Linked DNA regions of Mus musculus: regions 2, 3, 4 and 5 are each linked to region 1. The links are chromatin loops, found by intact Hi-C in ENCODE. Cell type or tissue: left cerebral cortex. All regions are shown on one strand. Each heading gives the region's core, and the rest is flanking DNA. Links, peaks and the distances in the headings are about the cores only.

Region 1 (6,362 bases), core at 786-5,785:
ATGTCTAAACAGCTAAAGAAAATCTTACTCAGTTATCTACCCATTCAATTCTCTTCTCCTCAAGGTTTCAACTCACTTTTTAAAAGTATCTTCCCAAATAAGACCTGCTATTTAAAAGAAAAACACTGTTCCTGAAAGACAAAAAGGCCAGTTTGTAAGTTCCCAGTCTTAGCAACTCCTCCATTAGCCTCAGGCACTAGCAACCTTATTTCCCATTGTGAAGGCTGTATTTTCCCCTCTAGTTTCCTCCAAGCTCTCACTCAAAATCCGTCAAACTATTCTGACTGCACACCAGCTGCTGTCTTTCCATTCAAAATGTTCTCGACGTCGGTGTTAATGCATGTGAGTCTTCTTTAAGTGTGCATCAATCCCTGCTTCCCCTCCCTTACCCCAGACACTCACACACACACACACACACACACACACACACATACACATACACACGCACGCACCCCCAGTACCCATGGGTCACTCTATCTCCTTCATACAAGTTCCTTACATCGCACCTAATGAATGCACACGACTCTCAGAATGGTATCTTCCAACTACAGTTTCTTTCGAGAACATCACCTTGTTCGTAGCACCTCCCTCTTCCCTCGTCTCCCCATCCTTTTTCCCCCTTTCCGGGCTCTCCGACCCCTCTAACTCTGGACAGAAGGCATTATTTCTCCTCCTTCCAGCCCGCGACTAAAGAACAAGCTCGCGTTTCCTGCGGGCTCCCCTTCCTCTCATTTGCCCTCCAGAATGCGCCCTCCCAACCCCCAGGTGTGCCGACTTCCATCCTCCTCTCTCCTGCATCGCCCCGGCCAGCACACCACGTTTCCCGGGCCGTGGGCTCCAGACCCCTTCACACCCACCTCGACTCTGGGTCGCTGCCGGCTCTCCTCTCCCCTACCCCGGCCCCGCAGCCTGCGACCAGAGGCGCGCGCGCGCGCGCGCACACGCACACACACACACTCACACACACGTTCTCGTCTCCCGCTTCCCCAACCTCCCTCCGCTCCTCGCCCGGCTTCCCCCGGAGCGCGGCTCGCCCGGCTTCCCGGGGGCCAGGCAGCCATGTGTGTGCCCGCCCCCTCCCGCAGCCGCCCGCTCGGCCCCGCGCTCGGCCTCCCCGCCCTGGGGACAGAAGGACGCCGCGACTCCCCCACCGCTTCCGAGTCCGCCGGTCCTCGGCCCCCCGAGAGCCTCCCCTTCCCCCGTCGCCACCACGCCTCGGCCAAGCTCCGGCGCTCACCGGAGATACTGCGCGCTCTGCAGGCTCATCCTCCGCCGCCGCGTCTCGCCGCGAAGCCTCCGTGGGTCTCTCAGGCTCCTCGGAGCGGCCCCGCGGCCCCGCGGGTGCTGGCGGTCGCCGCCATCTTCCTCTCCTCCGACTCCTCCTCGCTTGGCGCGGGGTGGGGGGGGGGGAGAGTGAGTGAGGCGAGGGGGAGGGAGTTGGGGGGAGCGGCTCCGGCAGCGGCTGCGGCTCTGGCCTGTGGGGCGCAGGGACGCTCCGGCTCCGGAGGGGGGGGGGAAAAAGAAGGGGAAAGGGGCGGGGAAAGAGGAGGGGAGAAGCAGAGGAAGGAAGTCGGGTTCGCTCTCGCGAGACTTCAGCAGCGCCGGTCCCTCTGGGTGCTTTCCGCCGCTCTGTAGCGCTCCCTCTTGGGATCGGCGAGCGGTGCGGTGCCCGCGCGCCGGCCGAACGATCCGGTGCTGGTGCCCGGCGGCCTCCTAAGGCTCCGTCCTGTTCCTCCCGGGCGCGGGGGCGGCCCCCGGCTCACCGCGGACATCGAGCCCAGAGCAGCCCGGAGTCACACTCAAAGCCTTCCGCCCGGCCACCCGCCCACTTCTCACTTCCTTCCTTCTTTCTTTTTTTTTTTTTTCCCACTCCTCCACTTTCCCCGCCGGAAACGCCACCCCTTCCTCCTACAGTTCCGCCCGCCAATTCCTCGACTCCGGTCGTCCCCTCGCGCGCCGGAGAGTGACGCAGAGGCCTCCCCCGTTTCAGCCGCCCCTCCCCGGGCACTCTGGGAGAAGGTTGGGGGGGGGGGGGGGAATAGGGCGGAGCCCAGGGAGAAATAGAAAGGAAAACCAATCCGATTGGGCAGGCCGCTGCCATGGAAACTGGAGGCTGTGGTTGTATTGTCATAGTAACTGCCGTGTGTAGACAGGGTGACCCTCCCGTAGAGAAACGGGTTCCCTGGAAACTGCCCAGGATTCCCCACTTGGATTCCCTGCCTTTTTAAAAGCCAGAAGTCGAAATGGTTATCCGAGTAGGAAAGTCCATTTCTTCCTCCCTTACTCTCCCAGCAAAAATTGGGGGAGACCCCGAAGCATTCATTTTAGGCATTGCCAGTCCCCCAAGGGTGGAAACCACCTCCATCGTTGCCTATCTGAGCCGGGTAGGGAGAGGGCCGGGCCCGAGAAGAAAAGGCAGGTTATGAAGGCCGGCGGCGAGTGGGTGGGAACGAGAAAGCGAGGGCGATGCTGCGAAGTCAGAGGAAAGGGAAGGGGCTTCCCCACCACTGTTTGAGGCTGGGCAGCGGGATCCCGCCAGAAGCGGGTCCCTAAGGGAAGAGACGGGCACATGACAACCGAGATGCGGCTCCGGCGATCGCGAATGTTCGACTTTTTGTAGCCGGTCGACCCTTGCCTAATTCCTACTCGATATCACCGGCGAGACCTCCCGTAGGCGACTTAGTGAGAGCTCGAACCCAGCCTAGGAGGCTAACACGCAGTTCTTAGGCATTTAGAATGGAGAGCGATCAGAAAGGCTGATGACGTTCTTTCCAGAGGTACCCTCAGAGAGAAAAGACGCTCCGTCATCGAAGGTTGATCTCCAAAGACCCCCTCCTCAAAAACATCTGCAGTGTTTTAGAACTTGCCATAAAAAAAAAGTATCTAGATTTATCTGCATGAGGGAGTTTAAGAAAATAATTTTCCATTTTGAGAACGAATATTTTAAGCATTTTGTGTCAGGTTTAGGGTTAAAATAGAAATAATGGATCCTGATGATGTGGAATCGTGTAGAATAAGTCATTCTGATGGAATGAAGTAATTATTGATATTTTACAGGTTTTATTTTCAATTGATGTTGAAAGTTATATAAGCAGCTATCCTAAAGTGTTTTAGAATAAGATCCAAGAACGCAGTCCTCACTGTATAGTTAAAACCAGCATTTTCAATGGGATCTTGGTTTTGGTTTGGGTACCTGATATCTTCCGGTTTTTCCATGCTGCCTAAAGAATCGCTTTACAGGTCTTTCTCTGAATCCAACTCCTATTAACCTAGAACAGTGTTTATTTGGAACGTGTTTCTGTTCTCAGGAAACGAAAGTACAGCCCACTTGGACATCATTCTCAAGGACAGCATGTCATTAACGAAATAGAAAGTGAACTATGCCCCCTCATGCTGCAAGCAAGCGCGAGTGTGAGGCGCTATGACGTATGGGCGATTGCAGCAGTACAATGGCCCCTATCTTCCACCAGCGCCAACGCACCGCCCACTCACGGGAAAGAGAGCCACCTAGTGAGAAACTGTTCACATCTCTGGTGTGTAGCTTTCTACCTCAACTCTGGAAGTCAAAGAATGGAAGTTACTACTATATATACTCAAATATTCTACTTTTTTTTTAGTTAGTATTCAGGGTGATGAATTCCATTATGGCACACATACACACACAAATATTTTATCTACCTTCCCCATTGATTTCCTCCATACTACTTTCTTCCCTCTCTTCCTTGTGCTCTCCCCCTCTTAGTCATCCATTCTGCTTTCATTGTCCTGTGAATTTCCATTAGATTCTCCACTGCTTCCCTCCCTACAGACCTTTTCTTCCCTTTTCATGGTCCTGTTTGAACTTTCATGACACATACACATTTTTAATCTAGATGCTGTGTATGAGAGAAAATGTTATTTGTCTTTTTCAGTATGGCTTCTTTTTCTTAATATTTGATCTCCAGTTCCTTGCTTTTTCAAAAAAAAAAAAAAAAAAAAACCTGGTTCCGAGGGGGTTTGCGATTGAAAAAAAATCCATTATGTATATTTTCTTATCTGCTGATGGACACATAAACTAGTTCTATTTCTTAGCTATAAGGACTAGTGCAACAATAAATATGGATGTGCCAGTATCTCTGGTGTGTTGACTTTAAGTTTTGTTCCCAAGAATGGCAGAGCTAACTTTTATGGTAGTTTTATTTTTAGTTTCTTGGGGGACTTAGACACTGACTTCCAGAGAAGCTGGGCCAGCTTACATTACCACCTACAAAGCATAAGAATTCCTTTACTCTCCACATCATCACCAGCAGGTCTGTTTTCTTCTTTCTTTTTCTTTCCTTTTGTTTGGTTGTTTTAGTTTTCTGTCTGTTTTGTTTGTTTGTTTGTTACAGACTGGTTCTCTCAGTGTAGGATTGGTTGGCCTGGTCTCTCTGACCAACCTGGCCATGGATTCACAGAGAGTGCCTGTCTCGGCCTCCCAAGGGCTGGGATTTAGGGCATGCACCCCCACTGTCTGCTGTGATTGGTTTTCTTTTCTTTTTGGGGGGGGGGGGGTTGGGGGTTTTTTGAGACAGGGTTTTTCTGTGTAGCCCAGGCTGTCCTCGAACTCAGAAATTTGCCTGCCTCTGCCTCCCAAGTGCTGGGATTAAAGGCACGTGCCACCATGCCCAGCTGTGATTGGTTTTCTTAACAGCCTTTCTTTTAATTTGCATTTCTCTGATGGCTGAAGATACCGTATGCCACCTCACTTTACGTCTGTTTCCTATTCTGAGACCCGTTTCTCCCGCTCGTTGGCCTGTTCACTGATGACTTGTCTTTGCTGTTTACTTTTTGCGATTCTGTGCATTTTCTAAATCAGTTTTCAACCTGTGGGTCTTGCCCCTTTCACAGGGGTCACATATCAGACATCCTGCATGTCAGGTATTTACATAATCATTCATAACAGTAGCAAAATTACACTTATGAAGAAGCAACAACATGAGGAACTGTATTAAAGGGACAGCAGCATTAGGAAGGTTGAGAGCCACTGCTCTATTGTTCCCATTTGATGTGTAGTTAGCAAAGGTTTTCCCCTCCTTTCTGCAGGCTCTGTCTTCAGTCAAGTGGCTGTTTTCTTTGAGGTAGAAACGTCTTTAGTTTTGTGTAGTCTCATAACCCATGGGGATTATACTCTGTGTTAGTAGAGTCCTTCTCAGAAATCCCTTGCCCATGCCTACACTTTGAGGTGTTTTTCCTGTTTTATTCTAGTTGTTTCAAAGTTTCAGGTCCTCTAATGCTGTTGGTCCATTTTACGTTTGATTTTTTTTTGTGTGCACAATAAAGAAATATGTATCAAGCTTCATTTTTCTATAAACGGTGACCAGCACCCTTTTTCCTGATGTATAATTTTGATAGTCTTATTGCTATATAGATTTGCTTGTGGATCCCCAGTTCTAGTGTGCTGGCTTACATGTCTCCTTTGTTTCCTTCTGCCAGTGGCACGTACTTTTTGTTCTGTGGCTCTTTAGTATAATGTGAAGATCCAGTACTGTGGTACTTCCGGCATTATTCTTTCTGCTTAGGACTGGTTAGACTATGTGATCTCTGTCCATCCATATGTACTTTTTAATTTGTTGTTGCTGCTTTTTTGTGAGGAGAGTCATTGCAGTTTCGTTTGGATTGCACTTGACTCTGAAGGTTGAATCTGCAGGATGGTCCCTCTTGACTCTCCTGTGTCAGCCCACAAGCAGAGGAAGGCTTGCTGCCGCATCTCAAAGTTTTCATTGTAGAGGTCTTGCATTTCCTTGGTTGAGTTTATTCCACAGCATTTTAAAAATTATTGTAAATGGAATTTTTCCTAATTTTTATAAGAAAGTTCATTATTGCTATATTTAAATGGCTAGTGATGTTTGTGTGTAGATTTTGTGCTCTACTGTTTTGATGAAAGTGGATAGAGGGTCTAAGAGTTTTCTTGTAGAATCTTTAAAGTACAGTATTATGACATTTGCAAGTAGAGATACTTTGATTTTTCTTTTTTGTTTACATATAACTCTTTTTTATCTTTCTCTTGTCTTATTGCTCTATTTATATTTCAAGCAGTATGCTAAATATTCAGTGGATTTTTTTTCCTGAAATTCATGTTATATTTTTACCAAAATGTAATTTCATTCTAAATAAAATAATGATCATAGCAACCTTTTTATGTTCAGGGCATATGTCTCCAATAAATAATAAGCACATCATATACTAACTCTATGAAAATGTTCTTATCTACTAATTTTGGATACAGAAAATGAGATAAGAGATGAATCCTTTTTTCTTACCGTGGCTGGTCTATTCACCAAACATTTCCTGAGAATTATTATATTGTAGGAACTGTCCAGGTTACTATGGATACCACAGTG
Region 2 (6,362 bases), core at 447-5,446, 50 kb after region 1:
CTCAGATTCACCACAGTTCAAGGCAAGCTTGAATTAAGGAGACCCTCTCCCTCTGCTCTCCTCCTCCAAAAACAATAGGAAAGAAAGGAAAAAAGAAAAGAGGGAAACAAACAAAAATTGAGCTAAACCAAATGTCCAAATGTGATTGTTCTGGCACAGAAACAAACCAAAAGGAGATGCGGTGCTGTGGATGCAGCACCAAGACTTTGATCAAAACTACCAGTGGGTGCAGCTGGCTGGCTTGGAACATACCAGCTGTCTGAGCTCAGGCCATTCATTTCTCTGTGCCTCTATATGCAACTCTCTAAAATGGGATGCACTTAGAGACTTATGTGAAGTAAATTAAACTGTGCATGGTCCCAGGCTTTCTGGGTGTATAATGAACGTAGCCACTGCTCTTACTTTGTTGTGCTCTGGGCAGATTCTGAGGGCCTCCTGTCTGTATCTGCTTCTCCCTAGGTGACCTCATTCGATCCCATGACTTTAAAAATAATCTATACTAGCAACTCGAAAATATATGTCTCCTGCCAAACCGATCTCTGCAAATGTGAGCCAGCTCATGTCACTTTTCTCTTCAAAATCACTGCTATGCCTTCCCATCTCGATTGTCGAAACAACCGGAGCACCGCCCAAGAGCCTGCAAGGCTCCGCACGCCCTGTCCTACTTTGCGGATCATTCCTCAACTCTTTCTGTATTCCTTCCTTTTCAGCCACATTGCGGCTGTATGTTGAGCACCCCATAGGGTCTTGCCTCTCAGACCCTTTCTACTTCCCATTCTGCCTAGTGTGCCCATCCCCAAAGGTTCATGCTACATGACCTTTTCTGTGACTGAAGTTCCTGCTCAGACACTGTTTCAGCAAAGAGCCTGCCCGCCCCTGACCCCCTCGAAAGAGGACTGATTCCTTTTCTGTTTCTTTCCTTGCTTTATGTTTCTAGATATTCCGATTACTAATGCATCTATTAATTTTTTAATGGTCTGTTGTTTTTGCCTAGAGTGTGAACTGAATTAAAGCAGCAGCCCTATCTTGTTCACAACCCTTAAGTCAGTGCTTGGTATATGGCAGGCATTCAATAAATATTTATTGCTTAATTATAATTATGTTAATTGCCCAGCTTCTAACATCTCTTGCTCTTTCTACCCCGCCCATTTGCATCTTGTGTTAGAGAAGACACAAACTTCTGTATGAATTACACTGGCTCTTAAGACTCTTATATTGAAACCAGAAACTTTGGGGTCAGTACTTTGGCTTATCAGGTAAAGCAGATGTCACCAAGGCTGATGGTCTGAGTTCTATCCCAGGGACCCACACTTAAAGAGGAGAGAAATGACAGCTGCAGGTTGTCCTCTGAGCTCTGTGGTAGTGCTGTAATATTTGTGTGTGTGTGTGTGTGTGTGTGTGTGTGCGCGCGCGCACATGCATGCTTACGTGCACACACACAAAGTAATAAACTAGAAACTAGAAAACTAGAAAATCTCTCCACAGTAGGAATTGATTTACTATTCAGCAAAAATTAAGAAATATGAACCGCATGCCTGCCAGAAACTCTTAGATAAGAAGTAAGGAGCAGTGCTAATGCGGTGGCTGAACAGGCAAAGGTACTCACTACCAAGGCCGATGGCCTGGGTTCAACACCCAGTTCCCACAATGCAGAAGGAGAGAGCTGACTCTTGCAAGGAACTGTTCGTCCAAGAAGGCAATACTTGTGCTTCTGAATCAGGAATCTAATTACTGGTTCTGTAATGCATCCAAAGAGAACAGTTGTCCGGTCTTCAAACCTTTCCTTTCCCCCTATTCATTTTTCAGAGTCTTAGCCCATTCATTTACTAAACTCAAATTTTAAGGCGTTTCCCCAAACGTCTCTATATCCCATCCATCCGCAAAGACTAAAAGCTACAAAATCTATGGTATCTATCCTGCCCTGCCTCATCTCCCTGCTGCTGACTCTCTATACCCAGCAGTCCCAGGACAGGACCACCTGCCCAAGGCTGCCAACTTTCTCCTAATTCTTATTTTCCTCTTGGTTCTTTTCCTCCCAACACTCAGAGATCTCATAAAAATGTCAATTACATGGTACTCTCTGTCTAACGATTTCAATGGCCTCCTTTTGTTATTCCACTGTAAGTCAGTGACTCATAAGAACTTCCTGTCCATTATCCTAAACCCATATGATGACTGGGTGCACATTTCTCTACTACTGTTTGCCCACCTGTCCAGGACTTTTGGTTATATGGCCCTCCTTTCATGTTCACAAGCACTGGAAGCCTGTCTCCGGGTCTCTGTACCAACAACTTCTTGTCTAAATAGGCCTGCCTTAAATGTCGTCTAAGCCAGAGAGGCTTTCTCAGACTCCGTCCAATCTGCTCTGTCAGACAGTGAGTTAATTCAGTTATCATTCGGGGTCCACAGCAGCATCCAATAGAGAGTGAGCATCAAGAAGTAAGCATAGAGTGGTGACTGACTCAACTTGGACAGCTGATGTAGGAATTTCGTAATACTTAGCCTTACTAATTTCCCATTCATATCTGCCCAAACCCATAATTCAACCCACACAAAGGACCAACATTAGCAGAAGGGCTTTCTTAGTAGCCACAGGTCAAGATTTGGATTCCAGTCAATAGTTTAGAATCACTAAATAAGGGAGGAGAACAAAACAAAACAAAAAATCCGAAATGAACACTATTGAAAAGAAAACCTATCATTTGTCACTTTAAATATTAAAGCTCATGAAAAAGAAAATTCATAAAATCAAACATTTTTGAAGTCGGATATGTTAGGGAATGTAGACAGGGAGAGAAAAAGTGAGTCAGGAAAACGAAATTTGACACAGAGAGAACATAGCCAGCAACCACGCTGTAAGGATGCCAGGGTACCACTCCTTTCCTTGTAGATAAAGTAAGATGCAGTGAGGTGGGGTGGAGAGGGTAGAAACAATAGGGTCAGGAACCAAGACCAGTGACGCAAAAGAAGCTAGAGAGGAAGTAGGACTAAGCAGAGCCAAAGGGAGAGCAATACAAAAGCAGCCTTGGATCGAGCCGGAGTGGCAAGCGTTAAAGGGAGGCGGGGAGTGACGCGGTTTGCGTCTAGAGCGGCTCCTTGGAGTCCACAGCATCCACCGCCGGAGCCTCGCCTTCCTTTCTCCGTCTGCAGACATATCGAGACACAAAAAGAGGCAACCCCTGGATCAGTGCGAGAGACCTCATCCCATCATGACCGAGACCACAAAGACCCACGTTATCCTGCTGGCCTGCGGCAGCTTCAATCCCATCACTAAAGGGCACATTCAGATGTTCGGTGAGTCCTCCCGCCCACCCCGGAGGCTGCTTCCGCTGCTCTACTCTCGCCAATATCAGGGCTTTCCAAGGCGATTGAGCAGGAAGGCGTGCGCCCCTCCGGAGGGGTGCGCCGGCTGATCAGGCTGGTGCCAGGTCAGCCCCAACTATCCCCGCTAGCACGAGCCGACGCAAACTGCGTTTTTTCCAGGCTTCTCTAGCGTGGGGCCAGATCGCCTCGCCGAGGGCCAGGGATGGGGGAGGTGCGGGGCTGGGGGGTGAGTGTCCTCTGGGGTGGGGTGGGGGCGCCTGGTTAGAGCCCTGGAGTGCGGTGGTTTGAGTACTTGGCGGGCAAGGGTGGGGATAGGGGCAGAGGTTGGGGTGCGAAGAAGGAAGGAGAAGGGCTGAAGATAACGTGCTGTTTGTTTAGGATGGGCAGAAAGCTCGAAGGAGTTAAATGTGCCTCGGAGACACAAACACTCGCACACGACACACCAGTGGCAGGGACTGGGGCTTCAAGGAGACTAATACTGGGCTTGGCTGGCGGTTCCAGGAGGCTCAACGGACAATGTTTGGAGATTGTAGCTTTGGTGGCCCAGAGCGGTGGATGTTGGCTAATGGAGAGGGAAGGGTACCACTGCCCCGCCGAGGTTTGGCTCCGGCTGCCTTGGAAAGGGGAGGGGGCGGGGCGACTGCTTCGGGAGGTGGTCCACGAGCCGGCGAGATGGATCCCGGCCCAAGTTGGCCAAGGTTCTGCCCAAGGCGGCGATGACAACCGGCATCCTTGCGGTGTGAGTGTGAAGATGGATATTTGAATGTGCGTGAGAGCTCGTGTGTGGGGTAGGGACGTGTCTTCACGAGTTTGTTTTTTGAGGTTCGGGACGTACAGTGAGAGGGGGAAAGCTCAGGCGTCTCGGGTGCGTGCATAAAGGTCCAGCAGAGAGGCAGGAAAGAGGTAATTGTCCACGCAGGTTGAAATTTCTCGCCGCCGGTGCGGAAGCCACGCCGCTCGAAGGCTACTGCTTTAGGACCCAAAGGCGCAGGGTGTGTGCGCGTTTAGACCCCTGAGAGGGGGACGCGGGGTCACTTTAAAAGCAGAAATTGAGAAGTTATAAGTTGGGGTGATTTTTCTTTTCCCCTGGGACTCAAGGAAATGAGTAAGGGAGAGCCAGGGCTCTGGGGATGGGAGAAGGGCAGGGTGAGAGTCCCTGACCCGGCCCTGCGGTGAGGCGCTCTCCACAGGCGGTGGTGCTGAAACGCAGAGCGCTGCTACTGGCTGCGGGCACACGTGTTTGCCCAGGTCTGGAGGACTGCCAGAGCTTTCCTAGGCTGTTTAATGAAAGCCACAGCATATCCGTGAAGACCACCCCAAATGCATAAGCCAAAACTCTTTCCTCTAACCCTAAAAGATTATTCTGCACTGGGCCTTACGGCTAACAGGACAACATTATAAAACTACCCTGCACACAGGACAGGTTCAGTAGCCACCTTATGGAACGGGGAAAGTTAGGACGTCTAAGAAGCAGCCATTCCTTCTGCTTTATTCTGTAAGCTTTTAAAAGTGTTTATTCAGAAATGTCGCCAACTTGCCTGTTAAACAGGGTGCTTTGTTCCAGCATTAAGGTAAACCAGCAGCAAGGTAGGCCACATCCCCAGTCTTTTGAAGTAGCAGCAACCTGGGCAGCCACCACTTTTAACCTTCTTGTGAGTTCAGTGCCTTCTCTTCTACTCTTCCTCCTCATGGCTCACTTTCCGTTGGCAGTCGTTTGCTAATATTGTTTCCCTCCCCCTTGGCCAGGCAGGATCGGGCTTCCTTGGGAACTCTTTGGCTTTAGGAGCCTTTAGTGGGAGAGTGGGTGCTCCTCCTTTTTTTCAGGGACTAAGGATGTGGAAAATCCCACTTGCTGTAGGATTAGAAGTGGGTCAGATTTTGATTTTGATGGAGAGCAAGGGCATGGGACTGCAGCTGGAGAGTTTGGTAGCAGCGATAAGGGCGGTTACTGAGGGAATGCTGGCCAGACAGTTCTCCTGGAGCTTTGGGGATAAAATGTGAAAGCAGGCAGGGGTGGTAGCAGAAGAGTTTTGTGGATGGAGACATTTGACAGTGGCCATTAGTCACTTCCCATTGGCACCGAGGACCAATCAAGAATAGCTGTCAAGAACGCCTTTTTAAGTGTCCATTAAGTGTAACATAAAGAAACACAGGAAAAAGGCTGTGATGTGGGTTCACTCTGGGTGGAAGGAGCTTACCACCTAATGGAGGCATTTCCAAAGTACAGAAACATGTGAAGAAGAAGATGAGATAGATATCAAACCGTTTATTGTGGAATCTCTTATCGGTATCTTTGAGCTTCTGTTGCATTTTGAAAATTATTTTTGACATCTATTTCATTATTATTTGTGATTGTGCATGTGTGTGCATGCAATGTGTATGTATGTGTGTGTGTGCATGCATGTGTGTGTATGTGTGTATGTGTGTGAGTATGCATATGTGTGCATGAGTGCATGTGTGTGCATGCACGTGTGTGTATGTGTGAGTATGCATGTGTGTGTGCATGAGTACATGTGTGTGCATGCATGTGCTACAGCTTTCATATGAAGGTCAGAGGGCAACTTGTGAGAATTGCTGCCCTTCTACTGTGTGTGAACTGGGTACTGAACTCAGGTTGTCAGCTTTGGTAACAAGCGTCTTTGCTTTCAGAGACATTTTAGCAGCCCTATAAATTTTTTGTTGTTTTTTTAATTTCATATTTTTTGAGACCCTGTCTCAGTTTTATTGTCCTGGATGGCCTAGAACTTACTATGTGGATCTGGCCAGTCCTAAACTCAGAGAGATCTACCTCCCTCTTCCTTGTGAATTGGTTTTATTTTGTTTTATATGTTTTGATAATAGATCTCACTCTTAGCCCAAGCTGGTCTCAAAGTCATGTTAATTCTCCTGCCTCGGCCTTTGCAAGTACTGGAACAGGCATGAGCTACCATGCTTGGCTTTATAAATTACTTTTGTAGGGCAGTTTCTAGTTAAAGGCTTTTCATGTATGTTTTGAACTTGTCATATTAACAACCTATCAAGACAGATATCGGCACCAT
Region 3 (6,362 bases), core at 840-5,839, 110 kb after region 1:
AGACTCTAATAAACAGAGCAGCCCTCCCTATTGCTTAGTACATCTAGCTCACATACATGGGTAATAGCATGTGCTGATAATACTGTCTTCTTTCTAAACCAAGACCACATGTTCTTTTCCTTTGTCCTCTTCACCCCCAACCCCATTTTTTTTTCCTGTTATCACTGAGCTTGGTATCTTTGAGTGAGCAGGACAGTTTCCTGCTCTTGGTGGGTGGTTAGGTCCAGAGACTCGCTTATCCTCTTGGACACTCTAAATCACTCTTGTGTGATGTGTGACAGAAGAGGGAAGAAAGGACCCTGTGAGGTCTCTTCATTGATTAACCTATAATTCTTCCCATCCTGTTCCATGTACCTGGGTGGGGAGTATATCACCCACATCTTTAAATACCCCACTGTGTTTCCTCATGCTGGGTTCACAGCTGGACTCAATGTGTAAACTACAGAAATGTGTGGGAAATGTTGGGGTGTGGCTCTGTCGCTTGAGTGCTTGCCCAACATGCAACCCTTGGATTCAAAACCTAGCATTGCATAAACTCCCTCTCATCTCTCTCTCTCTCTCTCTCTCTGTCATAATGTCTCAAAATATACATATATGCATATATACAAATATATACACATATGCATATGTATGTGTACATATGTATATATACATATCCCATGGAACTGAGCCCCATCTGGGCTTCAGAAACCAGCCCAGCTGTGGAGTTCCTGTTCTTCCCGTGGCAGCAAGGGAACCTTCCTCTTGGTCCTGAGACATGTGTCTTATGGTGACATCCACAGCAGGGTGGCTCCAAAGGCTCTGCCTCCCAGACTCTCCCAAGGCATGGGCAGTTCTCTTTTCTAGAAAGATATCTGTCATTGATTCCATTCCTCCTCCAGCAGTGCATTCCAGCTCTGGAGACATTATGCCCTTTCACACCAACTCGAGGGGACATTTCTCCATTGGCTTATGCCTTCTGGACGCAGGCCACCTTGGCTGCCGCTGATTTTAGCCATGCTGTTTCCTGCTGTTCTGCGTGCCAACACCACACTCAGCATTATACACAGTCATGCAAAGACTCAGCTCTCCTGACCCCAGAGCCTGCCTCAGAGGCTTGAGGGGGTAAGTTAAACAGACGATAACACGCAGACTTCAAATATGCCAGAGGAAAAAGCATTTAAAATTCTCAGTGGGCTGAACAAGGCTTTTAACGTCTTATTGTTTCAGCTTCTCCCCTTGCCTTCAGTACCCGAGCTCCCTGGGAGTTGTTCAGCCTTTTCTCAGTCCGTGTGACCATTTAAGGATGACTGACTGGTCCTTTTGTGAGCAGGAAAAGGCTTCCTGGTGTTGGCTGTGGATGTAGAAAGCTCTTCCTAGGCAACAGGAAGGAGTAGAGGCTTTTAAGCTTGGCAGTGAACATTTCCAAGTCTGCTTGCCTTCCTACCATGCAGAATGCGGCTATTAAATCAGTTACTCGAGACGGCCGACTAGCACAGCTCTGTCCTTTGAGGAAACATAATCTGTGTGGCAGCTTTCACCGGGCCATTTCAGCACAGACAATTCATAGGACAGACAGCAGACAGGTGACCAGGTCCTGAGAGCCAGCCAAGTCCTGCATCTGGGCTGGATTTCATAGATGATGTTCTTTGTGACAGACAAGATAGGGGTAGCCTAGGGTACTGAGTGCACCCCAGATTTGCTTTGGTGTCCTTTCCCCGGGCAATGGCCTATTGTAGAGTTCTGTCTTCCCTAAGCACTGAGGGGGAAAGCTGTGGTGACTTGAGAGGCTTTGCTTCGGAATCACCAGCAATCCCTGGTGATATCAGGGAGTCATCCTCACCAGCTAATGGTGAAATAGTAAATCAATAAAGCACACGTCAGGATTTCACTCGAAGCCAAGACCCTAGCAAGTGTGAGCCCTTCTTCATATCTTCAGTGGACTGGAGGATAGAGTGATGGAGAGATCCGGAGTTTTGTCTTACTAAGCGAAGACCCCGCCTAGGATGCTTCTTAGCATGCACATTCATTCCAGTACATTAGACTCGTAGGCCAGTCTGCTCTGTCATACAAAAGCATCTCTCTTTTCTCACTTCTTCCCTGCAGTCCTCCCCCCCCCCCCATTCTGTTGCCAGTATATTGATATCAGTGTGAAGGTCTTGGTGGAGGAGACATAAGTATCCAGGGCTCTAAAATATTTGTGTATGGTGCAGGTCCCTGTGCACAGGGAAACTCAGGGGACGGCCACTGATGTGGAGGTGTATGTATGATAAGTGTGTACTTTAGCAGTAACTTTCCCAGCATTCCCAAAATAAATGACTTCTGTCCTCACTAAGTCCAGCATGAGCACTTAGACATTCATACATGAACAATGGCTTGCACGCAGAAAGGCTTCTTCAAAGAGAGTCCTGGCTTCTTTTCCATGTCCTTTGTACACTTAAATAAAACATGTAGGGCCTATTATATGGTGCATACATGTTACTGAATCTTTAGCACAGTGCTTCTGCCCCACGTTTTAACTAAGTTTGTAATTCTGTGTTGGGCCACATAATTCTCCTGGATCTCATGTCCCCCTTGGCTGGGTGATGGACATGCTCAAAGGGACCCCAAAAGCTCTTCAACAGCATCACCTGATCCAGACCAAGTGTTCAAGCACATCGAGCCTTGAAACGCAACAGACGCGTCACATGTAAAGCACAGCAGGAAATGGAAAGGGCTAGTCACTTTAACAACGATGAAGCAAGTCAGCCAGGAGCAGTGTGGGTAAAAAGATGAAACTGTGTGTTGATGGAGTAAATTTAGTCGACGGCAAACCCTTCAGAGAGACTTGCAGCAGGCAGAACAGAGGTATGTGTCTCGGACACTGGTTCTCAGCCTATGCCGTGACCCTTTAATACAGTTCCTCATGTTGTGCTCACTCCCAGCCATAAAATTATTTTCCTTGCTACTTCATAACTGTAATTTTTGCTACTGTTATAAATCGTAATGTAAATACCCGATATGCAGGATATCTGATATACAACTCCCCAAGGGGTCTCGACCCACAGATTGAGAACAGATGGTCTAGGCTGATAGGCTGTGATTAGACTTGACAGCTTCTCCTGACCCTCCCTCCGGGTTGGTGCCCTGACAGCAGACACTGAATAGCCTGGGAGTTTCCAGGACTGTAGGAAGGTGAGGAAGCCTGCACTCATCCATCAGTGCCCTGTGCTTTAAGGGAAAGAAGGCCCACCTTCCCCAACACCTCCTCTACACTTCCAAAATGGGGTTTGTGACAACACAGAAAGCACCCAGAACTCAGATAGTCTGTTCTGAACGTGTTTGCAGAGTTGCTGCTGGCTTTCTCTTTGTCCTAGAGAGAAATCCAAGCCGATGAAAGGACTTGCTGGATCCCTTCCCAGCCAGAGGGGAGCGGAGTTTAGCTTTACTAATGCTGTAGAGTAGCAGGCCTGGATGGAAGGATCCAGTCTACTGTCATTAGTATTGGGTTTTGTACAGAAGTAAGCGGCTAATTATGTCTTAATTACAAGATGTCTTTTCAGATTATGGCTTGTTCACAACGATGCTAGCTTCAGATGGACGGCAGTTCGGTGAGGTTCTGGGCTTTGAACTCTCAGCTGACCGCTTATCCTTGTCCCTAACCAACAGTTCTAAGCTGGGCATTGGCTTTTCTCCCTGGGGGCATTTTTTTGTAATATCTGGAAACAGTTTCTGTTATCAAAGCTAGGGTAGAGGAGCCATTCATAATGGTGGGTAGTGGCCAGAGCTATTTCTAATGGTCTTATGATATGTTACACACAAGAGCCCCCAGGATAAAGAACTATCCTATCCAAAATGTCAATAGTGCAAAGTTGAGAAAACCTTTGTTAATCCACTGATTTGTTTTAATGCTTGTTTACTTATCCTTTAAATTTTATTAATACGTGTGTGCATGGCTAGGGGAGTCAAGAAGCACCCCATAGGACATGCATGGAAGTCAGAGGACAACTTCATCTCTTTCCATCATGTGTCCTAGGGGTTGAACTCGGGTGTTCAGCTTGGTGGCAAGTACCTTTACCCACAGAACCATTGTTATAGAGTACCTACTAAGTGCCGGTTCTAAATAGAATGTCTGAAAGCATGAAGAAAAGGCAGAGTGGTACATTCAATGATATGGAAGTATTGTGAGGAGAATGGTATGCAATCAAGCAACCACATGGGCACTAGCTACATGCTGTCATGGAAGTAGACACAAGAGAAACTGGAGTTAGGAATACTAGCACTCAAGAGACAGAAGGGCTCTCTTTGTGAGTTCAAGGCCAGCCTGGTCAACGCAATAAGTTACAGGCCAACTCGAGCTAAATGGTAAGACCCTGTCTCCAACAAAAGAGCAAGTAGAGCCATGTGGTCCAGTGATTGGAATTAGCCTGTTTGGAGCTAGGTGGCCCTGGATTTGAAACCCTCGTGTGTTCCTTAAAGTGTTGTCTGGGGTCAGCTACTTAACCCCTGTGAACTTCACTGTCTTATCTAACACACACATTGCTATTTGTTTCATTGTGTGATAATGTGTGAGGAGTAAAAAGTCATACCACAACAGTACTAACATGCATGCCACTACAGCAGTAACACACATCACATCAGCACTAGCACACCTACCACCATTGCAGTAACACAAAAGTTATCATGGTGAGGCTGCACCTGATAGTGCCAGTGACGTTTGCTAGCCTCTGGGACTTGGGAAAGCTTTACAGAAACAACTTCACCTAGGACTTGTAGGGCAAATAGACCTGTGCTGTGTGAGTAGCAAGGGAATGTCTGTCAAACACAAAGAGTAGCCTCTGCGAAGACACCAAGAAAGGACAAGTCTTCTTTGAAGAGCTACAACTACCCTCTACAACAAAAACTTAAACAAAGTTGGGATGTTGCCTGGGGGAGAATTAGTGATTAAGCAAGACAGACAAGAGGATTGGTGGGAGGATGAGGCCATCCAAGTGCCTCTAACAGTTTGTTTGTTTATTAAATTGTGCTTGCTGTGGATTTGTGCTCACACATATACACTTGTATCTGTCAGATTGTGTGTGGAAGTCAGAGACAACTTAGGGAGTCGGCTCTCTCCTTCCATCATCGAAGGGTGCATATGGAAAGGGCGGGGGCATAGGTCTGGAGGGCCTGGAAGAAGAACTAGAGCCCTCTAAAGAAAGTCTTCATCCCCATCTCTCAGAGGTGTTTGCTGTGGTTTCTCCCTGATAGGTCCAGAGTTTCTCTAGCCCATTTAGAGAGGGTGTGTAGGGCTCTGCTTAGGGCCTGTGAAGTGCTAGCCTGAGAGGAAGGACCACTGCTGAGGTATTTTGTTTTGTTTTGTTTTGTTTTTTGCCATGGGGGACTTTAACCACCTGGGTCTGCAACAGGAGCAGTGGGCAGTGGCCCCTAAGCAATAGGGGGGCAGTGAGGATGGATAATAGGACAGTCACATCATTAGTTTCATCTTTGAGTCCCTCTCCCCAAAAGAGAGCTTGTAGATGAGATCTTATCCTAAAGTAAAGGCCACTGGAAAGAAATGGAACCCAGGTTTCACCAGTAATTGGGTAACTGTGTGTCCAAACTAAAACACATTAACAGAGCAGAGAGGGCCAACATAATGTGTTGCTTTCCTGTATGCTTCTTAGAGTGGGAACAGTTAATAGAACTAAAGGAATCTTAAGCACAGAGTCTGAAAAGTAAAGGAAAGAGTTTCCCAGAGTTAAGGACAAGCAGCACTTATGGGCACCTACTATGCACTTATGGGCACCTACTATGCACAGCCAGCTGTTCCAAAGGCCTTGGTTCCATTCTTTCGTAACCTCATGACTGCCATTTCAAAACTTTCATATTACATACACAAGATTCCCTGAGTCTTGAAGTAAGTGAGCCTCAGGAAAGCCCCCACCTACAGTTCACAGACATCTGACAGCCAAGTGCCAGGTGTTAGCAGATGTGGAACAATCACAGAGCTGGTCAGAACCGTGGTCTGCTTGGTAGAATGAGGGCACGTCTTGCCCCAGTTCATAGCTTGTCATCAACTCTAATTATTTAGCGCCTATGCTCACTGTAGCCTGCCTTTAAATAAAGGATCTTCGTGTGGTAGTCACTACCCCACCCTAATGTAAATCCAGGTTGCTAGGAGGAGCCCTGGGTCAAGAATACTCCCAACATCTGGCCACTTGCTGGATACTATAATTACATAAACTGGCACCTTGCCAACTTGCCTTGGGCTTGTGTCTCTTCAGCCCAGCTTGGCAGACCTGGGAGAACAGATACCTCTCAGCATCCAGCCAGGTATGTTCACACTGGAGACAAACAGGTTCCCTGTCTGGCTGCCAATGAGAAGCAGCAGCCAATCAGAGGACAGTTGTCAGCATCCAAAG
Region 4 (6,362 bases), core at 914-5,913, 130 kb after region 1:
AGAAGCTCCTAGCCCTGGCTGACTCTGACCTCTGCTTCCTTACCACATCTTTTCTGATTAACACTCCTGTCTCTCTTTATTATAGAAAGGACCTGCCTGTCATACGCAAATGAGTGATCCAGGGAACCATATCAGTGGGCATGCACAGTGATCCCCTTAACCATATCAGTGGGCATGCACAGACTGTGGCATCTCTTTGGATACCCTGGGAGGGGGCATTACTCTGTCAGTATAGTGACCCTCTCAACCTATGTCTGACTTGATTGTTTTTTTAATCTACACATGTATATATGGTCCTGTCTGAAGATGCCCAGTGTTAGGTCCAAAACAGGCCTCCAAGGTGAGAGTACTGCTAACAGTGCTGTAGATTTCTGGGCACAGCTCAGGTTAGACTCTGACTGGTGAACATAAAAATTGCTTGCTAGTGGATTAACAAAAGCCTAAAAACATCCTTCAGAAACATTGCTTCCGTTTGTCAAGAAAAGGTATGCTTCCCTTAACCCCTACTCCCCTACAGCCCACCACCCTGGCATGGGCATCTCATTCTTATTAGCACACATAAATGTGAGACAAATCAACGGGCTGTTCTAGCGTACATCCTTTCTCCCACTGCAGACCCGTCTCCTGAAAAACGGCCAAGGTTTCCCCTGCCATTTTGCCCTTCTCTCTGATCCCCGCCCCACCCCCCAGAGATAGCTGTGGCAGTGTGAATTTTCCAAATAAACCTTTCTTCCCACCACAGAGTGGGCTAGTTTGGTGGTTTTTATTGCGCCCTCGCTTGAACCTAGGAACCATCTCTTGGTGCTCTGCGTATCCAATGGAGGGTTCTTAGGGCACTGACTTCCTACTGAGTCTTGTTTCTCTCCACAAAGGATTTCACTAGAGCCAGACGCATCCTGGCTCTGTGCCAGAGTATGTTCAATTGACACTGCAACCTGGGCTGCCACCATTGTCTCTGGGCCCCCAGGAGGTCCTGATAACACACATGACTGTAGAAAAGTAGACCAGGAGACAGCAAAGCAGCAGAGAGAAAGGCAGAAGAGCAGACAGCCAGACTTTGGGAGAGCCTGGGCACTTTCTACGGTAAGCTTGCATCCAAGGAGGCTATGGAATTTTCTTCTGGCCCAGAGTAGTTTGAAAGCGATTCTGGGGTGATGTTCCTAGCCTTGGATAGCACTGGTTCACTATTTTTCTTGTGACAGAACACCCAACAGAAAGACATTAAGGAAGGAAAGATTTATTTTGGCTTATAATTGAAGGAGTACTGCCTATGGGGAGGGCGTGGTGGTCTAAGTGACTCTCAGCTACCTAGTATGGCAGGGAGGGGCTTGTAATAGCAGATCAGCAACCAGGAAGCAGAGAGGTCAAGCTGGGTTATAACTGGGAAGCCCAACCCCTCCCTCCCCACCTCCACCCCAGCTACCCAGTTTTTCAGGTTAGTTCCTACACCCTAGCTGTTCCATGACCTCCAGTTGGGAGCTAAGTGTTTGGGCCCCTAAGCCTGTGAAGGACAGTTCACATCTACACTGGGGCAGCTAGCATGCTGTCATTCGGACTGAAGGCACTGTACGTTTTAAGAACCTCTCAGCCCTTTCTAGTGCTGAGCTGGCTGGTAACAATCTCTGACTGAATGTCACTTTGAGCCCACATGCCCTAAAGATCCCAGACCTTATCTTAGTACATCTCTTCCCTGCTGTTTTTACTCCGAGTTCCTCCCTCCCTTTGGGTCTACTCTGCACGACTGAGTACTCCACGACTGAGTACTCCATGACTGAGTACTCCACGACTGAGTACTCCAATTCACTCAGCACTGGGTGCTTTTTACATTTAGTGTGCTCAGTGATTAATATTACATCCTGCTTCTTATAATTTAATCTTGCCATGCGTCCTGGGCTATCATTTCTCCTAAAAGACAGTTAGATAAGATAAGACTGTCAATTAAAAAAGAAAAAAAGTTCCGTACTAGTGAGATCAGCGACCAAGGAAAGAAGCAGGTTCCACTTTGAGAGTTTGAACCCTGGACACACATTCTAGAAAGTGGGTCAGGGAGATGGTTTCCTTCATGAAAGTGCTTGCTGCAGAAGCCTGGAGTTGAGTTTGGATCCCCAGAACCCTTATAAAAACCTAGCTGCACAGTTAAGAGCACTGACTGCTCTTCAGAAGGTCCTGAGTTCAAATCCCAGCAACCACATGGTGGTTCACAACCATCCGTAATGAGATCTGACGCCCTCTTCTCGTGTGTCTGAAGACAGCTACAGTGTACTGAGATATAATAATAAATAAATCTTTAAAAAAAAAAAAAAACCTGGGACGTCTCAAACCTGGGACGAATGGCTAATAAGGTGCTTATGAACCTATCAATGCTGACACTGGCTGCCAGGTTCTACCAGCATCCCTCGGTACCTACCTGTTACAGGGTATGGCTGGCATACACCTCTCCAGCCCAGGGACCGAGCTGGGCTGCCCTTCCCCCACCTACTCTCCCCTATATTACTAAGCCATTTTGGCTAAACTGATTCTTTTTGGCCCTTTTGCCCCATGGCTGCTGCTCCAGGCTTTCCTCCCTCCACCTACTCTTTTGGCCACAGGCTCAGTCTGCCAGCAAGGTCCAGGCTAGACTCTTCCAGACATCTATTCCTCTTAGGGTATCCCACGTATCTATAATAAACGTCCTCCATACTTTAGGAGCAGTCATGGCCTCCTTTTTATGTCTCTCCTTCTTTCTGCATGTAGTACACATCTATAATCCTAGTGTTTCTATAGGGAGTAGAAGGCAGAGACAGGAGACTTCCCAGAAAATTCCTGGGCTTGCTAGACAGGAGGACATAAAGAAACAATAGAGACCCTGCCCCTCACACGTCAGAAGCTGAGAGCTTACTCCCTGCAGGTTGTCCTATGACCTCCACATAGATGCCATGGTACATATGTGCACACCTTCACACACATCATGTATGCCACCCCCCACCCAAAACGCATCTATCCACACACTTAAGTCAGATCAAATTAAAATAAAGTTTCTTAAAATAGAAAAGGACCACTGCTTTTTGTGGTAGAATAAATAAAAGCACACAGGCGGCTTTGGCAGAACCGGTTGGTACCTAAGGATGCAGGTTTGATCTGTAGAGGTAGTGATGGCACACAGTGGTGTGTGCTGCTGACCAAAGGCCCCGAGGGAGCCTGGCACAGTCCACTGATAGAGAGCCTGGAAGCAAGGTAGTTAACAAAGAAAATCTTGGGGCTTTTCACAGGGAGAAAAAGGCTTTTACATTCCAGGTTCTCTGATGCTCTTGGATGCCCCTAGAGGCCAAACCAGTCTCTGCCTGCCTCTGCCACTCAGCAGCTCCTGGTATCTATCTCCTAGTCTTTCTTTCATCTAGCTTCTTCTTGGGGCACTGCCAGCTCCTCCCCCTCCAGCTTCTCTTCCCCTTCAAGCCTCTCTACCATCCCCCCCCCTCCTCCTCCTTCTCAAACCCCAGCTGTGTGCTGAAAAATCGTCTTTAGCGTCCTCTCCAACCCCCCTGCCCCAGCTCTCATGCATGTTTTATGTTGGCAGCTGAGATTGATGGCTGCCCTCTCTCCAGTTTCAGTATCTCTGAAACTGCACCCAGCCCACCCTCAGGACCCTCAGTCTTGCACGCCTCTGTGCTTTTCCTGCAAGGGCTGTGTAGGCAAGGGGATCCCAGTAGAGATGGAGCCTGGAAATTTAGCCTGGACCTTGAATAAACCCAGAGGAGTGGAAGGAGAGAAAGAAACGACAGGGAGAGGTTGCATGAAGCACTGAAGACATTAGGCGGGGCTTGGGAGTTCTGAGCCCTGAAGGAGGGGAAACCATTCTTGGGCTCCGTCTGAGAGCAGGTGAAAGGGGAGGAACTGTTGACTGGAACAGACTTCTTTATAGACCCTATTTGAGTTAACCCTTAAAGATGCAGTTTGAGAAAAGGGGGTGCATGCTCTCGGGTTAGTAAGAAATGCCTCAGTTGCTTTAAGAGTGTCCATCCTGTTGCCTTTGGAATGCAGCTCCGTACTGCACTTAGCACTTTGACTGGGACTTCCTGCTGCAGGAGTCCCCAGCTTCTCCTACCAGACCCTGCAGTGGGAGCAGGGTGTAACTGTCCAGTGGTATGTTGCCAGCCGTACTGCCAGCTACCATGTTCTCATGGGTCCACTAGCTGAAGCCAAGCTGAGGAAGAAGGAATATGGAAGGTTCCTGGGGCGAGACTACAGTGGGAAGGGGTTCTGGAGTATAGCCCAAGCCTCAAACCAGCTCCCACCCCTCCCTTCTTCATTACATTGTCTGCCTTTTGTACCGTGGCCTACCATCTACTGACGTTCCAGGATGACAAAACACTCTTCAACACACCTTGAGTGTCAGAGTCAGGGTTTACTGCTGTGAGCAGACACCATGACCAAGGCAACTCTTATAAGGACAACATTTAATTGGGCCTGGCTTACAAGTTCAGAGGTTCAGTCCATTATCATCAAGGCAGGAACATGACAGCATCCAGGCAGGCATGGTGCAGGAGAAGCTGAGTTCTACATTTTCATCTGAAGGCTGCTAACAGAACACTGGCTTCCAGGCAACTAGGATAGGGGTCTTTGTTGTTGTTTGTTTGTTTTGTTTTTCGAGACAGGGTTTCTCTGTGTAGCGCAGGCTGTCCTGGAACTCACTCTGTAGACCAGGCTGGCCTTGAACTAAAAAATCCGCCTACCTCTGCCTCCCAAGTGCTAGGATTAAAGTCATGCGCCACCATTGCCCAGCTAGGATAGGGGTCTTAAAGCCCACACCCACAGTGACATGCCTACTCCAACAGGGCCACACCTCCAAATAGTGCCCCTTCCTGGATCAAACATATACAAACCATGACAGTGAGCTTCAGAGAACTTTTGCCTTTTCTTCTTCTTCCCTCCCTCCGACCTTCCATTCTTCCCATTCTCCCTCCCTTCCTTCCTATTCGGTTCTGGCGTTGAACAATCAGCACACTAAGCATGCACATTAGCACTAACCCACACCTCAGAGTTTGGGTTTCTGTTACTTTGTTTCAGTTTGTTTCTGTTACTTTGTTTCAGTTTGAACCCCCACCCTTTTGTCTCAGGCCCCTGAGTAGCTGAAGTTACAGACCACCAAGCAGGCTCTGCTGGCTTGTAGGGTTTGTTTACACTGTATGCTGGACCATATTCAAAATGCTTCCCTAGTGTTCCTTAAGGCAGTGCTTATACTGATCCTGTGTGACAGACACAGTTTTACAGGCAGGCAAGAGAGACATCAAAGAGTTAAGTGCCGGCCTACATTCACGCAGCTGGAGAATGGTAGATCTGAATTTGAGCCAGTGGTGGCTCCAGACACAGGTTCTCCATCACCACAGCCTTGCTCTATCTCACCTAATTTCCTTGCTAGACAACCAGTCACCTCTTCCCCCCATTCATGGGGTTGGAGTTGAAGCCTGAGAGAAGGGCAGAGTGGGAGGTCCTTAAGCAAAGGCTTCGAAATTAACATATGAAAGAAGCCAGCTGGCTAAGACAAAGGCTGGCTCAGTCTAGGGGCACACTGTACCCACAAGCAAATGAGCACAAGGTACCCATGGCACATTAAAATACTAATACAGGAACGCTCCCCGGTGGTGGAGATGTGCAGTTGTGTGATGCATGAAGTTGTATGTAGAACTACACTTAACTGATGGAGCAGACCCAGGGAAGCCAATGCCCACCCCCACCCCCAAGCCTCTGCACTGTGACATGAAAGCCCCAAGCATGTGGGCATTGCCCGGAGTTGTCCTCTTTGCTCAGGACACTTAGAGATGACTATCTCCTAACAAACCGCTCCAACTGTGTGGCACCCACCCAACTCCTTGTTCCTGGAAGCCCCGCGAAGTGTCTTTTGAACCCTGGTACCCTCTGATTGATATCTGGTGGTAAGGGAAAGCCCCAGCATCAAAGCTGGGGCACAGGCTGGGGGTAAATAAACATGATCTCTATCCGGGGTGTGCTGTCACCCATGGATCCCGCCCACATCTTTCAGAGGACAGGCTAGATACATGAGGTTACCTTTCAGCCGCAATACCTGCTCGGGATGCTCCATAGCATTCTCAGCCAAGTGTGGGCCCAGCCGCCACTGTAGCTGCCTGCATCTCACCTTGAGGATTCCTGTATGAGATGGAGGAGGGAGGAAGGCAGACACTTGTCAGAAAAGTGACAGTGGATGCCGGTGGGAAGGAACGGTTGGCCTTGGTCGTATCCCTGCATGAGAGAATGTCTTACTTAGAGATTTCTTGCTGTGAAGAGACACCATGACCACTTCAACTCCTATAAAGGAAACTGTTTAACTGGGGCTGGCTTACAGTTTCAGAGGTTCAGTCCTTTATCGC
Region 5 (6,362 bases), core at 889-5,888, 380 kb before region 1:
CTGAGAAAAAGAAACGAGACATAACGATGGCATTCATCATAAAGCCTGTATCTGTGGCATTAGAAAACCAGCCCCAAGCTTAAAGGGGACTGACTGGTGGAAGGTCACAGGGAGTCTTGGTGTGGCCGACAGATATATACAAACTTTTAAAATTGAAAGAACTGAGTGAACATTAAGATCCGTAACTGTATGTAAATCACGTGTCAATAAAAACCAGTTTCTGATGAAAGCACAAGTGTTCTGTTCATCCTCATGTCTGGTTTTCCTTTTCTTTATCTCTGCCTGCTTAGTTGATTCTGAGCTCATGTGGCAGGAAAGAGGAACATCCCAATGCCATGTCCTGAGTGATCTCTTTAAAGGCGAAAGAAGGGAAAGAAAACTCAGGTCATGCATTTGTAAAAAGAAAATCTGCTCTCACTAGGAGCAGATTGCTGGAGCTTGGCACGCGTCTGCAAACACCCACACACCCACACCCACAGACACACAGCCATACACAGACACAAAGACACATACCCACACACAGACACACACCCACACCCATAGACACACACAGACACACACACACACACACACACACAGACACACACAGACACCCACAGACATACACACACATACCCCCACAGACACAGACACACACACACACACACACAGACACACACACACACACACAGACACACACAGACACACACACAGACACAGACACACACACAGACACACACACACAGAGCTTGATTTCCTCAGGGCCTAGGTGCCTCCCTCTGACCCTCATGGCAGCTGGTGTTTGTGATTCAATAAGCAGCAATAAGGGCTTCGTGAATGTACCTAATACTAAAACATCTGGCTTATATACTTCAAAGGAAAGAACTGGTGCACACAAAATTTTAAAGGAGGAAAATATTTCACACTGTGCAACATAAAGGGTCCCAGGAAGAGACAGGGACAGGGAGTGTTCTCCCAAAGGCAGGCCCTATTCCAAGGAAGGAATAGTCTGGGGACTCATCTATTTATACCTTCCCAAGACCAGGATAGCGCATTCGACCTAAGATGTCTCCTACATGCTAGGCTTTCTCCTGGCAGAGCAGAGCATGCTGCCGTGGGCATGGCACACAGCATTAACGGCTGGGTGCATACATTTGTATTCTGCTTCCAGATGCTGTGGTCATGTAGGTGGCCCCTATCTCTCTGGCTGGCATATATAACAGAAGCACACAACTACTATTGATGAGCCAGGCTCCCTTGGGCTGCTGTTTCTCCAGTGCATCTTTGTTAGCTACTCCCTTAAGATGCTGAACTGGGTCTCATTCCTCCACACTCATTCCCACTCAATGGGGCTGAAAGACACGCAACACCAACCCTGCACCACCCGTGTTTCTGGCAATCTATTAAACAATGTCATGTGGATGTCCCAATTCTAAAGACCCTGAGACCTCGTCCTCTAGTAGTTTCACCAGCCACTGGCTGCCAGATGGCCGTGGGTCCTCCCTCTTCTATAGAAATCCTCCCTCTTCCTTACCCGGCACAACGGTTATCAAAGGCTGATAACAGGATGAATGGCTCTTCCGTCTCCAGCCCTTATCATCTCCGGCTCGAAAGATGGGAGCAGCTTCCTTGGCTCGCTTCCCACCCACAGTGCTCGTCCCACCTCAAGCTTCGTGTCTCCACAAGGCTAGTTATGCCCCTAACAAACAAACCTGATCATTTCTTAACTTGATGCCTTCAGTGAGACCTAACTGCCTGAACAATTAACACAAAGTCCCCCAAGGAGGACACTAGACCATTTCCAATCTGGTCTGGCTTCTGTTAGAATATCATTTAGTATATGGCCTCTCTCTTCCATTCCAAGTTCTTCAAAGATCACTGAGTCTTACTCTTCTCTCTCTCCTCAAAGCTCGGGGCAAGAACTAGCAAGAACCCATCTTCAATAATTACTGTATTCAATGAATGGTTCCGCAAAGGTTAAAGAACAATGACTCCACCCCACCTAGGTCTATGCTGGGAGGCAAATGAAGACATGAAATTTAGTGCAGATTTTACTACAGAGATTTCTCTTTTCTTTTTCTTTTTTCTCTTCTTTTTAGTCGATGACGGGCCCTGCTGACTAAGGAATTTCATCACCTACCACAAGTTGACTTTACGCAGTTAAGGTTATCAGCATGAAAGGCTGGGTGTGTATTTAAGAAAGACGGCCATCATCAGAAGTAGCTTTGGAGTTTTCCTTGTCTGATGCCGTTTGTGTAAGAAGCACATGAGACTCAATCCCATTTACTGCTGAACTGTAGCTACTTCCTACCCAAACTGCACCTCCGCCATAATCACCCACTTCAGGAGCTCGGCTTGGTCCAGATGGCTTAGGGAGAAAGCTGAGTCACCAGGAACTACACTACTGAGAAGGCGTGTTAATTTAGTAGACAGTGCAATCGTAGGAAGAGTTCCAAGAAGGCGTGTGAAGCAAGGCACCCGCCCTGGACTACTGTCCCACCCACACTGAGCATCGTGAAACAGGACCCCAAATTGCATGAACAATTCATAAAATGTCAAAACTATGTCCTATATGCACATGTGCCACTAGATAAGCATACCACTAATCTGCGCCCAGGAAGACGCTGCTATTTTCCATGCTAGTCTTGTGTGCACGTGCAGACAGGTATGAGAAATGTGTGTCCGAACAGCTGACTGACCCTCCAGGCAGGACGGCCCCTTACCATGATGCTCTTGTACATGTTGCCATTGTTGTCTTCTACACTGATGCGGATGATGCAGGTGTCTTCGTTCTGCTGATTGTAAACAGGAGGCAGTACTGTGGAGGTAATGGATGTCACGGAGACGGAGCGCTTGTGGATTTTAGGATTGTTGTTGCACGTTGGAGGGGAGGACAGGGGGTTGATTAGGGACGACATCCCTGAGGAATTCGTGTCCATGGAATGGATGGAGGAACAGGAAGAGGAGGATTCAGAGAGCTGGAAGAATCAGAAAACAAAGCCATTGGAGCCTGGACCAAACATGCTTCACGTTTCAAAACAGAAGTAGATACAGAGACTGGTTGTTTCCTCCTCAATATCTCATGTCTCTGGTACACACACACACACACACACACACACACACACCCCGTGGGCTCATGTGACGATCAGTGACTCACTGGGAACTAATCATTCTGAATCTAAGAAAGGCACAGTGGACCTTTGATGGCCTGGTTTTAGTTGTCCGTATGAAGGCTAACCACGAGATGGCAGCAGATACCAGAATTTAAAGGCCGTACAGGCTGAGCTTACAGAAGCTGGGAAGCCATCCTCTTCTCACCCCCAACAGTTCTCAATGTGGCCATGGAGAACATTCTGTCCCCACTACTTCACATCCAGATTTTGTAGTAGGAGACAAATGTCTTCATGTTTAGAAGCATCTAAGATAAGGACTACTGCTTGTGTAGTTCTGCTGAGAGGGCCTCAGAGATCACCTGACCCCTTTGCCAAGTAGAGAAGCTGGAGGCCCAGAGAAAACACGGGGCCCCAGGTCCACCTACACAGTCTCACTCCTACCAGGACCAGAGCTCTCCAGCCCCTTTGCTGTGGTGTTCACACAGCAGGGGCACAGCAAGCACCAAGCCATCTGCAGCTATGATGAGTTAGCTGACTTGTGCTACAGCCTTGAAACCTTTAGTGCTGTGAGACTGTTAATGAGTTTTCATTTATCTTTCTCACTTGGGTCACAGCTGCCTTGCAGGGCAGGGGGAGGGAGGGGCACCCTAAAAACAGCATCATAACAATGCTGAGAGCACGACTCAGCAAAACAGATCACTTGCCTGGACAACGCAGCCTTTGAGTATCTCTTTAACAATCACTGGTAAGACCAGCAAGATACACTTTCACAATCTACATCGAGGCCATTTGAGAGATGTACGGCTGCAGTAATGTGCTTCTCTAAGTGACTGAATATTTAAAATTCAACTGATATTAATCACCAGACAAAGAGATGCTTTAAACTCACCGGGATGTATTCCTGACATAAAACCATTAAGCTGAACCATTTAAATATCAATTGTTACAGAAAAGTGTGTGTGTGTGTGATATTCGGAATGAGTTAAACTGGATTATATTATAATAATCCTATAAAACTCATTATTAATTTCTATATAATCTACCATTCCACAGATACAGATCAAGGAATTTAGCTTTCTGATAATGTGGCTTCTAAAAAAATAGGGCCTATGTTATCTGTAGTTTTTCAGGGCTGCTTCGTCCGATGGCATCCTATGTTAAGGACAATTCCACAGCAGGGGTGTTCTATTATGGCCAGCAAACCGCAATGCCAACTCTAATATGTAGTGTCTACAGTAGGACTGCCATGATATCGGTTAGCCATGTGCTGCTGCTGTTTGGAATTCTCCTTCTGTGCCCATGTGACTCAGCTTGAGCACTTACTCAGGGTGGATAATTTTAACAGCGTTATCTTGCCTGCAAGTCTATTAGCCAGGAAGGTCAGTTCTCCAAATGCTGCTTGAATGTTTTCACTTTCACCGTCCTATTTCCCTTGGGCTTTCCGTGATGCTAATAACACTTATAGTTGAGGGGGTAATGCGTTAGGATGGTGAGCTCACACGAGTTATAGAGACTATCCTCACAAGGATATAAGTGGTGTGGAACAAGCATAAAGGTAACTGTTTATAAGTGATGATCAGGCGCACGAAGAAGGAGGAATGCATATTACACTTTACTTCTAAAGAGAACAACCTCACGAGGGCGAGCAAGAGAGAGGCGTGGAAGAAGGAAGAAGGGAGAAGGAGCCTTGCGGGGAGCGCCTGTCTCTGCCTCCCCTTACGGCAGTGGCTCTGGGACTCCAGGTGGACATACACGCCTGGCTTTTTGTACTTTGGAGGAATCTCAACTCAGGGACTTATATTTGCGTGGCAAGTGCGTTGTCACTGAGCTATCTCCTCTGGATCCAGCTGATGCCAAGGCATGGGGAATGACAACATACTGGGTTTAGGACACATGACTTTTGAGACAATAGTCAGATGTTAGCTGTCTGAGGAATTTGAGAGTGGTTGGGTCACCTCTAGCTGCTGAGTCCTAAAATACCTTTCTTTTTTCTCTTTTTTTTATTAGCTATTTTCTTCATTTACATTTCAAATGCTATCCCGAAAGTCCCCTAAACCCCACCCCCCTGCTCCCCTACCCACCCACTCCCACTTCTTGGCCCTGGCGTTCCCCTGTACTGGGGCATATAATTATGATTTGGGGACACTTGAAGGGTCTCAGACTGGTGTGACTGCTAAGGACATCATGCAAAGCAACACCAGTGCCCCCTACAAGGCAGAAGACAGAGCCTGTCACCTGTACTCTCTCTCACTGGTGTGAACCCAAACCAAGAGGCCAGAAGAAATGACAGAACAAGGTGGCCAAAACTCTCCCCAAGATGCTGTGGATTGCTGTCATGGCAGAGCTGATCTCTGAGCCAAGCTCCTTGACCAGTAAGGGGACTGAAGGAGATATTTTCTCTTACTTATTTGTGCAGCCATGAGAAAGGGACTGGATGAGGATTCCAGTATCCGTGCGTACAGCTTGCTATTTCCGCTGTGGTTCACTGTATCACCATTATCAAATCCTCACCCTGCTGCAAACTGCGCCCTCTGCCCTGTGAATTGTTTCATGGTTCCTCCCATTGAAGCTAGATCGTATCTCCCTGATTCAGTTATTTATGTTGGATTGGACCACATGACTGCTTTAAGCAATGGAATGTTGATAGGTATGGCCAAGAAAGGGCTCTCCCTGTGTGTATCTTACAGGGCTGGGCTTCTTCCCCTCTTCTTCATATGTTTCAGCATGCTAAGAGGATGTTTTGGAAAGTCAATTACTCCAGAAAAATAAATGACAGATAACGGAAACAGGCTTGGGTTAAAACTGTGGTGTAGGGCCCAAAGTAGCCAGTCCCCAAGAAACATGGAGGTTGTTCTACGTCACTGAGTTTTAGAGTACTTTCCTGTGTGACCTGCCATGGGACAGGTGTGGGTAAGAGCGCATGGCACCAAAAGGCTGGCATGCATCCATTTCTCGGGTTTTGTTCCTACTCAGGCGATCCTGCATCTCTTGAATAGAGTATATTTATTTTATGGGCCACAATCCTTCAGTGCACTTAGATATGGGCATAGAAATGTTTGCAGGGACAAATGAAAGCGCAACCTCCTTAGTACTTTGTATCCTTTTTCTCTGAGGAATGTGCTCCCAGAAGGAACTCTGTTTCTGATGTACTGAAAAACTTGGACACAGACACTCTTCACGTGGCAAGCAGCACGCTGGGAGCTGCAACAGGAGAATTATGGGAAAGCTTAGTGTGTACCTTCTTTTGGGGCTCATCTGGTGTGTCCATGG

Evidence for each region. Hi-C counts contacts between places; a loop is a spot of excess contacts. Peaks named below come from ENCODE experiments on the same cell type or tissue, not always from the same donor. Only the 100,000 strongest peaks of a DNase experiment are listed, where the experiment ranks them.
Region 2: a loop joins it to region 1, with 7 times the contacts of the local background. A loop is called at or near these places in 6 of 42 quality-filtered maps.
Region 3: a loop joins it to region 1, with 2.4 times the contacts of the local background. A loop is called at or near these places in 2 of 42 quality-filtered maps.
Region 4: a loop joins it to region 1, with 4 times the contacts of the local background. A loop is called at or near these places in 5 of 42 quality-filtered maps.
Region 5: a loop joins it to region 1, with 9 times the contacts of the local background. A loop is called at or near these places in 15 of 42 quality-filtered maps.

Annotation. Positions count from the first base shown.
Region 1 is chr1:152,901,272-152,907,633 of GRCm38, forward strand. It overlaps Smg7 (Smg-7 homolog, nonsense mediated mRNA decay factor (C. elegans)), which reads right to left and starts at 1,375. Exons shown (of 23, transcript NM_001160256.1): 1 at 1,238-1,375. The coding sequence starts at 1,266. In left cerebral cortex, for the core only: CTCF peaks have their summits at 1,638 and 3,483; DNase peaks (open chromatin) are centred at 1,015, 1,629, 2,003 and 3,458; H3K4me3 peaks cover 2,762 bases; H3K27ac peaks cover 2,460 bases.
Region 2 is chr1:152,951,900-152,958,261 of GRCm38, forward strand. Nmnat2 (nicotinamide nucleotide adenylyltransferase 2) reads left to right here and starts at 3,202. Exons shown (of 11, transcript NM_175460.3): 1 at 3,202-3,294. The coding sequence starts at 3,210. In left cerebral cortex, for the core only: no CTCF peak of the experiment used is centred there; DNase peaks (open chromatin) are centred at 3,083, 4,014 and 4,504; H3K4me3 peaks cover 2,693 bases; H3K27ac peaks cover 1,777 bases.
Region 3 is chr1:153,013,586-153,019,947 of GRCm38, forward strand. The region is part of intron 1 of Nmnat2 (nicotinamide nucleotide adenylyltransferase 2); the gene reads left to right. Among named protein-coding and RNA genes, the nearest start is that of Nmnat2, 62 kb to the left of the region's middle. In left cerebral cortex, for the core only: a CTCF peak has its summit at 3,386; DNase peaks (open chromatin) are centred at 1,033, 1,311 and 3,329; H3K27ac peaks cover 403 bases.
Region 4 is chr1:153,032,360-153,038,721 of GRCm38, forward strand. The region is part of intron 1 of Nmnat2 (nicotinamide nucleotide adenylyltransferase 2); the gene reads left to right. Among named protein-coding and RNA genes, the nearest start is that of Nmnat2, 80 kb to the left of the region's middle. In left cerebral cortex, for the core only: CTCF peaks have their summits at 3,300 and 5,601; DNase peaks (open chromatin) are centred at 3,329, 3,658 and 5,491.
Region 5 is chr1:152,521,943-152,528,304 of GRCm38, forward strand. Rgl1 (ral guanine nucleotide dissociation stimulator,-like 1) reads right to left here. Exons shown (of 18, transcript NM_016846.4): 15 at 6,331-6,362; 16 at 2,703-2,957. Among named protein-coding and RNA genes, the nearest start is that of Gm51749, 15 kb to the right of the region's middle. In left cerebral cortex, for the core only: a CTCF peak has its summit at 3,220 (motif pointing right); DNase peaks (open chromatin) are centred at 1,090, 2,354, 3,249 and 4,376; H3K27ac peaks cover 1,578 bases.